Regions from separate parts of the Homo sapiens genome. Here region 1 is linked to region 2. Evidence: chromatin contacts called from ENCODE POLR2A ChIA-PET data. All regions are on one chromosome and are shown on one strand. The core of a region is the stretch at or near the end of the contact, and the rest is flanking DNA. Distances in the headings are between cores, read along the strand shown.

Evidence for each region. ChIA-PET counts read pairs that join two places held with the same protein, here RNA polymerase II (POLR2A).
Region 1: POLR2A ChIA-PET joins it to region 2 with 11 read pairs in HepG2. The contact joins two enhancer-like sites. POLR2A ChIA-PET finds 5 or more read pairs at or near these places in 2 of 52 experiments (HepG2 and OCI-LY7).

The regions. Positions count from the first base shown.
Region 1 is chr9:72,981,566-72,987,236 of GRCh38, reverse strand. No RefSeq gene overlaps it. Among named protein-coding and RNA genes, the nearest start is that of ALDH1A1, 31 kb to the right of the region's middle. Within about 2 kb of position 3,981, at least 2 of the 41 ENCODE cell types and tissues checked have a DNase peak (open chromatin) inside an H3K27ac peak, as active enhancers do.
Region 2 is chr9:72,856,981-72,862,676 of GRCh38, reverse strand. It overlaps LOC124902181 (a long non-coding RNA gene), which reads left to right. Exons shown (of 2, transcript XR_007061578.1): 2 at 41-5,225. Among named protein-coding and RNA genes, the nearest start is that of LINC01474, 14 kb to the left of the region's middle. RefSeq lists enhancers at 1-389, 3,442-4,641. Within about 2 kb of position 4,241, at least 8 of the 41 ENCODE cell types and tissues checked have a DNase peak (open chromatin) inside an H3K27ac peak, as active enhancers do.

The sequences.
Region 1 (5,671 bases), core at 2,732-5,231, 120 kb before region 2:
TCTTGTTTAAATTTAAACATAGTCTAGTTAAAACACAGTAATTCTTCACATTCTGTTTAAAAAATGCATCCAACCTTGTTGTTCTTCTTTAAATACAAAGCTGATGAGAGTTGTCACTTTGTATGTATGGAAAGACCTTTTATTCCCCCCAGCAGGATAACTGTTTGTTGGCTTTGCCCCTTTACATTCATGTATCATTTTGGATTTTTAAGCTCCCGGATATAAGTATGGGCAAGGACAGAGCTAGCAAATGTACTTAGAATGTTCTGACACATTCTTCACTCTTCTCTAGTCTACTCTGGGTTTTTGAACATGGTTGCAATTCATTTCCCATCTTTTTTTTTTTTTGCTAAAATAAACTGAGAATATTGGGAGTTAGATCCAAAGTTTCTTGCTCCCTCCTTTCCTGACTCCATTCCCATGAAAGCACGCTACTCCCACATTGTCATCGAAAGACCACTCTACATTGCTACATCTGTGACCCCTCTGCTGCCCTCTTGTAAAGAAGAGCAGGTTGTGAGATGTGTTTATTGCCCTGGTTTTCAAAATATGTCCCATAGCAGAAGCATTAGTAATTATTTGGGAATTTATTAGGAAATCCAAATTCTTGGACGCCACTCCAATCTTCTAAATTAGAAACTCTGGGGATGGGAGACATCAATTCGTATTTTAACAAGTTCTCCAGGTGATTACGAGTTTGAGAACCACTGACATAGTGAAAGGCAAAACAGAATTGCCCAAAGTCCTATAGTCAAAGGTAGAATCAGCCTAGAATGCATGTGCCTAGACTCAGCTTAGCTCTAATCACCCAAGACCCTACATTTGTGTGATCATCAAGCTCCTCTTACACCTGTATTAAAGGGTATTTGGGTAATACTTGAAACAGAACTTCTCCAGGACTTTATTAACTTGAAGAAATTAATGACAGCATAGTCATATTTTAATAATGCAAAAAATGAGAATATGAGGAATGAATAATTTTCATTAAATATTTTTTGCCTTTAAGGATTATATAGAAATTATTGGCCCTCTGATTGTAGGATCCTACAAATGGGTATATCTGAATGCCAAAGAGTGATCAACAAATTCTTTGTGAAGTTAGCTTTAGCGCTTCTGTTTGAGAAGTAAAATGTCTCTTGTAGGACATTGGTGAACTAAACCACACTGATGTACTCAAATACCATTCTTACTTCCCTTCATCTTGTTATCAAAAAATGTATCTAAAGTACACCTGTGAAATGGCACTCAGTTCTTTTGGCACTTTCAGATATTTGAATGCATTAGTGCTCTGTTTTTATTAGCCTGTAAATTTGTGCAAACATAAACGTACTATGAACACCATCATAATTGTTTTATTGTTTGCAGCCAAGATTTACTGTGTATCCCTTTACTCAGAGCGCTACTTCTTTCTGCTTACTTCTGGTAATTTCTATGTCTTTTCATTGATACATTTTTTTTAAAGTTAACATGGTGGCCTGTCTTATCTTTAAAAATATGTAGAGATCTAATAAGCACCATCATTTCAGAAAAAAAAAAATTGAACCATCTTTCCTCTCAAAGCCAGTATTTCACAAGTGATCACAGTGATAGTTTGGCATGAGTATAAAGTTTTCAAAGGGGGCTGACACTGGAACCATTTTATTGAAATAGGTAAGTTTTAAATACCCTAAATGAGAATGCATGTCTAAAAGCACAAGTTGTTGAAAGGAGACAAGTTATCAAGGGTGATTATGCTTAGCAGGCTTGATTTCTCTATACCTCAGGTATCCCCTCCCCTGGCTCCCACTGTCTCTAGGGAGACATTGTGTTAAGTACAATGAAATTATCATCACTTGGGGTCTTGCACTGCCAGACATAGTCCAGGTGAAACATCTGTGTGATGCAGCCAAGTATATGGCTTAGTGTACTCATGATGGGATTCCTTTTGCTCTGTAAAATGATAGGCACAGGCAGAAGGATTATGTAAATTATAAAGGGAATTAAATGCAATGCAGAGGGTGTAACTCTATGCTGGGCTGCCAAGCAGGAGACGGCATGTACCTGGCACCGTGCTGAACAAAGATGCCTAAAAATGGAAGCACAGTTACTTTTTATAGGCATGCTCCTCCCAGGCACTTACTCTACGTAGTTATATTAAACAATCTCCTCACAATTCCAATGTTACTGACAGAGAGTCTCTAAATAATTCCATATTTTGCTGCCCACAGCTCTCTTGGAACAAACCTTAGGCTTTGGAATCATGGTGATTAACAATTTAGTGTACTTCATCTTCAGAACAATTTTTGTAAAAATCTGTTATGAACCTGGTACACAAAGAAAATGTTTTCCTGCATCTCCCCCAGGACCATGATATGTGTTACTCTTATATTTGATAATTATGTATTGAACAGACTTACTTTAAGTCATGTGCTATATTAGTTTCTGGGGATACAGTGCTAGCAAGACACAGTCCTGTAATAGCTGAGTGCATATGACAGATTCATAGACACCATAGTCTGATAAGTTCCATGACTGGAAGTCGTTAGATGCTTTGGATCAAGCATCTATTAGATCACATGAAGGAAGGACACTGACCCCACTCCTAAGGGGCCAGGGAAGGGTTTCCTAGAATAAGGTATCATGGTTGAGACCTGAAATAGTAATTAACCAAATGAAGAGAGAGAGAGAGGAAAGATGGCCAAGAAGAAAAAAAGAGAGAGAGAGAGGAAAAGATAGAGATAGAGAAAATATCATATTCTAATTCCCATAAGCCAAAGAGGGAGTTCTATTCAGGGTGGTAAAGTAACATGAGGAAGCTCAATTTATGGGCAAGGAAGTAGAGAGGTGAGGCTGTTAGAGGTGGTAAGCTAGGACTACAACATGAAGGAAATTTAACATGGCACACTAAGGAGTTTGAATTTTATCAGCTAGAGTACAACAGGGAGCCACTGAACAGGCTTGTGCATTAGCAGTGACATGACGACTAGATTTGTGTTTCACAAGGAATGGTCTGCCTCTGTGGAGAAAACATTAGAAGGGCCAAGATTGGCAGAATATTTAGGAATCTATTCAACATTTTCTTTCCCTTATATGTAAAGCACAATGCCAGGAATGTTTCAGATGCTCAATAAATATCAGATGAAGTATTATCTAAAATAATTTCCTCTTGTACTATACAGTCTAGTATAAGTGTAGAAAAACCATGAATCCTTCTAGTAAATTTCTATTACACATCGTTAGCTTTCTCCAAAGGCTACAGAGCTTTCTTTAGGGAACTCAAATCATTAACGATGACATCCTATCACCAAGCATTCAGGCGGGTGAGGGGATGGTTTAAAGAGTAACTTTTCTCTTATCTATGAACTTTACCATCAAACTAATTTAACCCCGGTTGTAATAGAATGACTTAGCACTTTGGATATGGCCTTTTTAAATGATATATAGGCAAAAGTTTTCACCATTAAACAATTATTTCTTGTTATGATGTAACTACATTTATGTAGTCAGTTCTCCTCTCCACTTCTCTCAAAATGCAGTGTCATCAGTGTGATGCCTAACTGCAAAAATATTTATCTATAGATTTACTGCCCACATGTCCAACATGTAAAAATCAAGAGGCTATCTGAATCTTGACTTGAAACAGATTGCTGCAGGGAAAGCTGAAAGCTGTTCAACCGCAATTGCTTTTAACAGTGCAAGTTGATGATTAACAACTTTATCTGCAGCCTGATGTGGGGATGAGGATATTTTTTCTATTTATATTATATTTAATAGAGAAAACTTAAGTCAGCTGTTCCTTAAATATTTACATGCAAAATAGTTTAATTTTAAGGTAGGAAAACTTCATGTTATTGTTGAATTTGTTCTGTCTAGATACATAATTTGAATCAGATTATTATCTTCCATGGCAAATAAGTACCTTAATGAGCAGCCTGAGAGAATGTGCACATGGAATCATGTAGCACAGAGCTTGAAAGGCAGGCCCATCTGCTCTAAAGCACTGTGTTCCAGTTAGGAACACAGAGGTCTTCAGAGCCTGGCACTTCTCTTTGTCCAGGCCTACATTGTTGACTTTCAGATGGCTGGAACTGAGACACTGACTCTTGACTGGAATCAGGATCCTTTCCACTTGATCCAGTATTTTAATTTTTTTGTGAGAATTTTCCAAATTGGAGCTGTTAATAGATTGTGAAAAATCATTTAAAAGGATGATCTTTGTATTTTGGCACCTATTTTTATACTTATCTCAATGATTGGTCTCTACGGGGGATATTTTAGTTAGTTATTCCGCTTTTTGCTTCCCATTGCCAGTATTTAGCTTAAATTTCATGAATGCAGGCAAACTTTATACATAGCGTTGTATTCCTTAGTAGGTACATAAAATCAAATAAACTCTTTTGGAACAGTTTTGAGGATAATTCTTAATAATTGACTAACATTTCCAGGCACATTATCTGATTTCTGGTAACTCCTGTGATGTATTCATCAAAAGTTGTCTGTTAAGCCATTTTGTAACCACAGAAGACATCTAAATTAGATTTATTTTTTTCTTTCAAAGCATTTTTTTAACAGACTGGCTTGATTTACAATAGGCTTACGAAAAATAGTTTATGTTTCACAGTCTCCTAAAACATAGAGCAAACTGTAGATTTTTCAAATACCACAGAGGAGCCTAGGAAGATGATTTACAAAGGTATGTCCTCTATGCCATCATCATGAAGCAGGTGGGGGTAAAGAATTGAAGAGAGTTTGAGATTCCGAACTTGGGACTACTCCTAAGAAACTTTAATCCCGATAAGAATTCTCTGCATTGAGTGCTCTCACTGTAAGATTTGTGGACCCAACGGATCATTGTCCAACTTTGGCTATGATGGCCAGATTTGAAAAGATATCTGGGCAGATGTCCTGCTGATAACGAAGCCTAGATTCCTCCTTAGAACTGTGTTCCTTTGAATGAGTCATGCTGCCTCACTTTCAAAAATCTGCTTAGGTTCCCTATCCCCATGACACAGATATTTCTCAGAAATAGTACATTCAGGAACTTTCATCATTTCCAGCAAATATTGAGGTAATGTACAATGTGATATGATATTTGTATGTCATATTTTATATAGGATATACTTATATTACATATGGTCACATAAGCGTCATTTTTTTTAAAGTTCATGAATAATACTGACTCCTTCTACATGCAGTACACACTAACATATTCCACTGCATTTTATTTTTGTAAATGCTGGTCTCAACTTACTGAATTGATATTACATTTTAGTTTGACAATTAATTTGACTGATTTTCTGATTTGTCAGTTGAAAAATACTGTTTAAGCCATATTAAAAAATATATATATATATATATATATTTATGCCATTTAAAAAATAGTTGTAAGCCTTGTCAAGAATTTTATGCTTTAGCCTACAAGTAAGAGTAAATTTTTGAAGAGTTTTAAGCAAAGGAATGGAGTGATCCTTTCGGTATTTTGAAAGACTATTCTGCCTGCACCATAGGGCATGGGTTGGTGGAGATGGAGACGTTCTGGGTGTCATCTGTCTGTTCAACAGCCTGGAGCCTCCTTGAGCAGCAGAATAGGATCCGCCTCTCCTCACTATGGCTTTGCCTGCTTGTCCAGGAGGCAACTGAAGGGCGAGGGTTTTAAGATGGTGATCTCCATTTCTCCAGAGGCCAGATCTAG
Region 2 (5,696 bases), core at 2,992-5,491:
ATTTGAATATTACCCAGGAATATTTTCTGGTGTTTTTCAGGTCTGATTATTTGCTGTAGGTTACGGTTCTTTGCAAATACGTGAAGAGAGGAAATGAAAGAAGAAGAAGATGTGAATATTATCGAAGTGGTCTCCCTTGGGAAATCAAAAAACTGTTCTAAAATCTGAATTAGTAAAAGCAATATTGATTTCAATAGAAAAAAACTAAAATTATTAAAAAAGGAAATGAGCTTATATGAAGCTACATGTATCCTAATGCCTGGCTTGAATATAGTTTTGGATGCATTCTTAATAAATGAGAAAACATCAATGTGAAATAAAAGCAGCAGTTTTTGTCACAAAACAAAGATCGAGACTGTTGGATAAGATGGCTAGTGCTTTGTGTTTTAAAATTCAGTAGAAAATTCAGAAATAAAGCCAAATACTTACAGCCAGCTAATCTTTGACAAAGCATACAAGAACATAAATTGGGGAAAGGATACCCTATTCAACAAATGGTGCTGGAAAAGCTGGCAAGCCACATGTAGAAGAATGAAACTAGATCCTCATCTCTCACCTTATACAAAAATCAACTCAAGATGGATCAAAGACGTAAATCTAAGAGCTGAAACTATAAGAAATTCTAAAAGATAACATTGTTTTTTCCCTTTTTTCTTCTTCTGTTTTTTTTTTTCTTTTTCTTTTTCTTTTTTTTGGAAAGGGAGTTTGCGCTGTCGCCCCAAGCTGGAGTGCAATGGAGCGAACAAGGATCACTGCAACCTCTACCTCCTGCGTTCAAGCGATTCTCCTGCCTCAGCCTCCTGATTAGCTGGGATTACAGGCGTCTGCCACCACGCCCAGCTAATTTTTGTACTTTTAGTAGAGATGGGGTTTGACCATGTTGGCCAGGCTAGTTTTGTACTCCTGACCTCAAGTGCTGGGATTATAGGCATGCGCCACAACGCCCAGCCTTGAAAAGATAACATTGGAAAAACTCTTCTGGACATTGGCTTAGGCAAATTCATGACAAAGACCCCAAAAGCAAATGCAACAAAGACAAAAATAAATAAATTGAATAAATTAGAGCTAATTAAACTGAAAAGCTTCTGCAGAGCAAAAGAAATAATCAGCACATTAAAGAGAAAACCCACAGAGTGGAAGAAAATATTCACAAAGTATGCATCTGACAAAGGACTAGTATCCAGAATCTACAAGAAACTCAAACAAATCAGCAAGAAAATGACAATTCCATCAAAAAGTGGGCAAAAGACATGAACAGCCATTTTTCAAAAGAAGATATACAAACAGCCAACAAATGAATGAGAAATGTTCAACATCAGTGAAATACAAATTAAAACCACGATGAGATACCACGTAACTCCTGCAAGAATGGCTATAATTCAAAAGTTAAAACCATAGATGTTGGTGTGGATGTGATGAAAAGGGAACACTTACACACTGCTGGTGTGAATGTAAATTAGTACAACCTCTATGAAAAACAGTATGGTGATTCCTTAAAGAACTGAAAGTAGATCTACCATTTGATCCAGCAATCCCACTACTGGGTATCTACCCAAAGGAAAAGAAGTCATTACATGAAAAAGACACATGTACACGCATGTTTATAGCAGCACAATTCACAGTTGCAAAGATATGGAACCGGCCTAAATGCCCATCAACCAATGAGTGGATAAAGAAAATGTGTATATATACAACATGGAATACTACTAGGCCATAAAAAAGAACGAAATAATTTCTTTTGCAGCAACTTGGATGGAGCTGGAGGCCATTATTCTAAATGAGGTAACCCAGGAATAAAAAACCAAATGCCGCATGTTCTCACTTATCAGTGGGAGCTAAGCTGTGAGGACACAAACACATACAAAGTGATATAATGGACTTTGATGACTGCAGGGTGGGGAGCTGGGAGTGGGGTGAGGGATAAAAGATTACATATTGAGTGGGTACAGTGTACACTGCTTTAGTGACAGGTGCACTAAAATCTCAGAATTCACCACTAAAGAACTCATCCATGTAACCAAAAACCACCTGTACCCCCAAAACTATTAAAATTTTTAAAAATAAAAAAGTTAACTTCTAAACATTAAATATACATAATATAAAGTTTACATTTTAAAATTATTTTTATTCAGCAATTGTTTTGTTTTAACACCCCTTCTTTCAATGTTTTCTACTATAAAATGTCAATGTCAGTTAAAGATCATTTTAACATATCATTTTAAAACATATCATTTTGTCCCAATATATTGATTTATAATAATAATTTTAAATCAACTTTCTGTAAAATCTTATAGTAGAAAAATGATTCATAGTTTAATATTATGGTCACTTGTTACTAATTAAAAATATGTAAATATGTATTCTTAAAAATAGAGAATAATACCATTTCAGGAATTCTGATTATTTGTTCTGAAATTTCAAAGATTACTATCTGCTGGGAATTTGGAAACCCTATAATAATCTAAACCCAGCGACAGTGAAAACCAGGAGGCAGATGGAGCCCAAAGGAAGAGATGGAAGGGTCACTCTTGTGTGGCACCTTCCTATCCTGGCCAGGCGGCAGTGCCTGGGGTAGTCGAAGGGAGCAGCAGTGAGGATGAGACCTTCAATTAGAGAAAGGACAAGAAGAGAACGTGGGAAGACCCACACTCGGGCCCACTTTGGTTAATCCTCCTTAGTTTCCTTGTAAACTATTAAGGCAGTTAAATTTTCAACTGCTTGAATTTACCTATTTCAAAGATTCAGCTTTTCACTTGACTTTGATTGGTCACCAAGAAAATATAAGTATTATAGCCATGTTATTTTCAAAGAGGAAAGCATGCCAGTCACTAGAACAGTGAGTGGTATGTAGCAGGCACTCAGAAAACATGTGTGATATGGGTTGATCTGAGTCCCTGCCCAAATTTCTTGTCGAATTGTAATCCCCAATGTTGGAGGTGGGTCTGGTGGAAGGTGGTTGGATCATGGGGACAGATTTCTGCCTTTGGTGCTGTTCTCATGGTAGAGTTTTCATGAGAACTGATTGTTTAAAAGTGTGTAGCACCTCCCTCTCTCTCTCTGGCATCTGCCCTGGCCATGTAATATGTGCCAGCTTCCCCTTCACCTTTCACTGTTATTGTATGTTTCCTGAGGCCTCCCCGGAAATGGAGCAGATGCCAGAACCATGCCTCTTGTACAGCCTGCAGATCCATGAACCAATTAAACCTCTTTTCTTTATAAATTACCCAGTGTCAGGTATTTCTTTATAGCAATGCAAGAAGGACTAATACAATGTGTTAAACTAATTACTGGATAATGCAATTCACAGAGGAACAGAGAATCCTTTTACTTGGGACTGGCCAGTTTCCTGTAAGTCAAAATTATGCAAATCCAATCAAATTTTCCATAAAGAAAATATTGTGATTGAATTTTAGATTCTTTATCATAACCTTGAAATCCATACAACCTCTGTAAAATTTTAAAAGATTGTGTCTTTTTTTAGCTTCAATGAATTGGAGAGTGAAGCATCTGCTTTAATGGGAAATTTCAAATTTCTTCAGCAATATCGTGAGAATAATCTCAGCAGAAGTCAATAGGAGACTCAGAAGCATAAGAATACCTCCTAGAATTTAAATATAAGAAAAACAAATTGAAGTTAATAGTCTTATTTTCTCATTGTAAAGTTGCCTGCTCATCTTACTGTGTATAAAATTGGGATCCAGTTATTCAAAATCAGTGTGTTTTGTGTGTATTACTCAGCAGAGTATTTACCAGGTTTACAAGTGTAGATCACACATCTAAGTCAAGGCCTGCCTTATCACTTCTGGTCACCAACTAATCCTTAAACTTTTTTTATTCTAAAAATAATTGGGAGTAAAACATCAACAAGTTAGCTGGACAACGTGTTTAAAGCTTTAAAACCTGCCTTGAAAACTGTGATAGATCAGTTTGAATGCCAGGACTGTCGATTCAAAGTGCCAAATGTCTGCTATAATAATTCCTAGCACATAGGGAGTTCTATGAGCCAGACTCTGCATCTCAAGCTCTTCAGAGATTTTAACTCAACCACTTTTCACAAAACCTTGTTTTTTGTGGAAGAAGTGCAATTACCTTCCATATTTTACAGGGGAGGACACTAAGTATCAGGGACATGCATTTTTTCCAGGCCCCATGGCTAACACATGGCAAAGCTAGGTCAACTTGGACGTTGGCCTTCAGAGTCATTGAACCATAACCCCTCCCCTCCTGCCTGGACAGCCCCAGAGCCGGCACTGCTGAGTCACAGTGACAAGACTTACCCTCTGGCCTTGAACAGCTCAAACTCTAATGGAGTAAATAGATAAATAAGCCACTGTGATGATAATAATAATAATAAAAAGTTAAAAATGGCAAGATAAGACCATGAAGCATGTGGTGTAACAATTCAGGGAGATGCCATAGCTTAGCAGATAAGAGCACAGACTCAGGACTGAGATGAGTCTCACTCCAGTGCCAGCTGCAGAGGCTCAGCTGCATCAGTCTCTCTGCTCTTCAGGGGTCTTAGCTGTAAAACAAGAATGCTCTTCGTGGGAACTCAGAGAATGGGCATGTCAGGTATTCAGAGCAGTCCTGTAGCCCAGAAAGCCTAAGTCAGTACTATCATGATCATGGAAGAGTAGATTATTGAAGCTGACTTAGAAGAACTGGAAAGACTTCTTGAAGGGCTTTAGATTTCAGCTGAGCCTTGAAACAAGAGTTGTTATTTTAAAACAGAAACAAAAAGGAAAAACTCCAATAGTCTGGATGCAGCCAACAAAGCACCTTCCAGACAACAGAAGCAGCTGGGAAATGAAACAACAAACAAACAAGGCAAAGCCACATCTCAGAACAGGGCATGTTGTATGGACTCATGTACTTGGAAAGTGAGGTTCAGGGAAATTCCAAGTGAATGGCAGGAAATAAAGCTGGAAACCTAAGGAAGGACTAGGCCCTAAGGCAGAGAGAGATTCTTTAAGTACCTCAGCCCATAGGGACAAATCATCGGTTTTCCTTTTACCTAAACGGAAACATGTTTCTTGTCTTAGAGAATTATGTTTTCTTTTCGGTTTATTTTCTATTTTAAATTTAAAATTTGAATTGTAAGCCTATAGGATCCCAAGAGTTCCAAACTCTATATTTTTCTTACTCCTTTAACTCTGCCTTCAGCATATGTCATGGTAAAATGTAAATTAACCTAAATCTATACAATAAAAATAAAATAAAAATTAGACGGGTAGGCTGTTATGTTTTCAGGGTGTGCGGTGTTTGTTTGCTGTTTGTTTTTACAGCTAATAATTCTGAACAAAACCAAAGCACATAAGCAATCTCAGCAGGAGATAAACTAAGCTGTCATAGAATCATAGTTTCAGTTATTGCATTAATCAGCATTAACTTCATGTAAAACTCGACAAAAAAGAAAAACGTTTGAGCTCCACCTTGTGGTAGCATATCTGAGCCAAGCTCATGTCTCAGGTTCTTTGTGCAGGAAAAGCATGTCTTAGTGAGCCCGCAAAAAAACCCTGCATTATTTAAAGAAGAAGAAGACTAGGAAAGCTTTGAAAAATTGTTCCAGAATGTGCAAATAAGGGCTGCTTATTTATAGGGTTTCTAATATTAGAAATATCACAGTGTACACTGATGGCCCTGGGACAGCATCCTGCCAACAGATGGTGTGTGTGTGTGTGTGTGTGTGTGTGTGT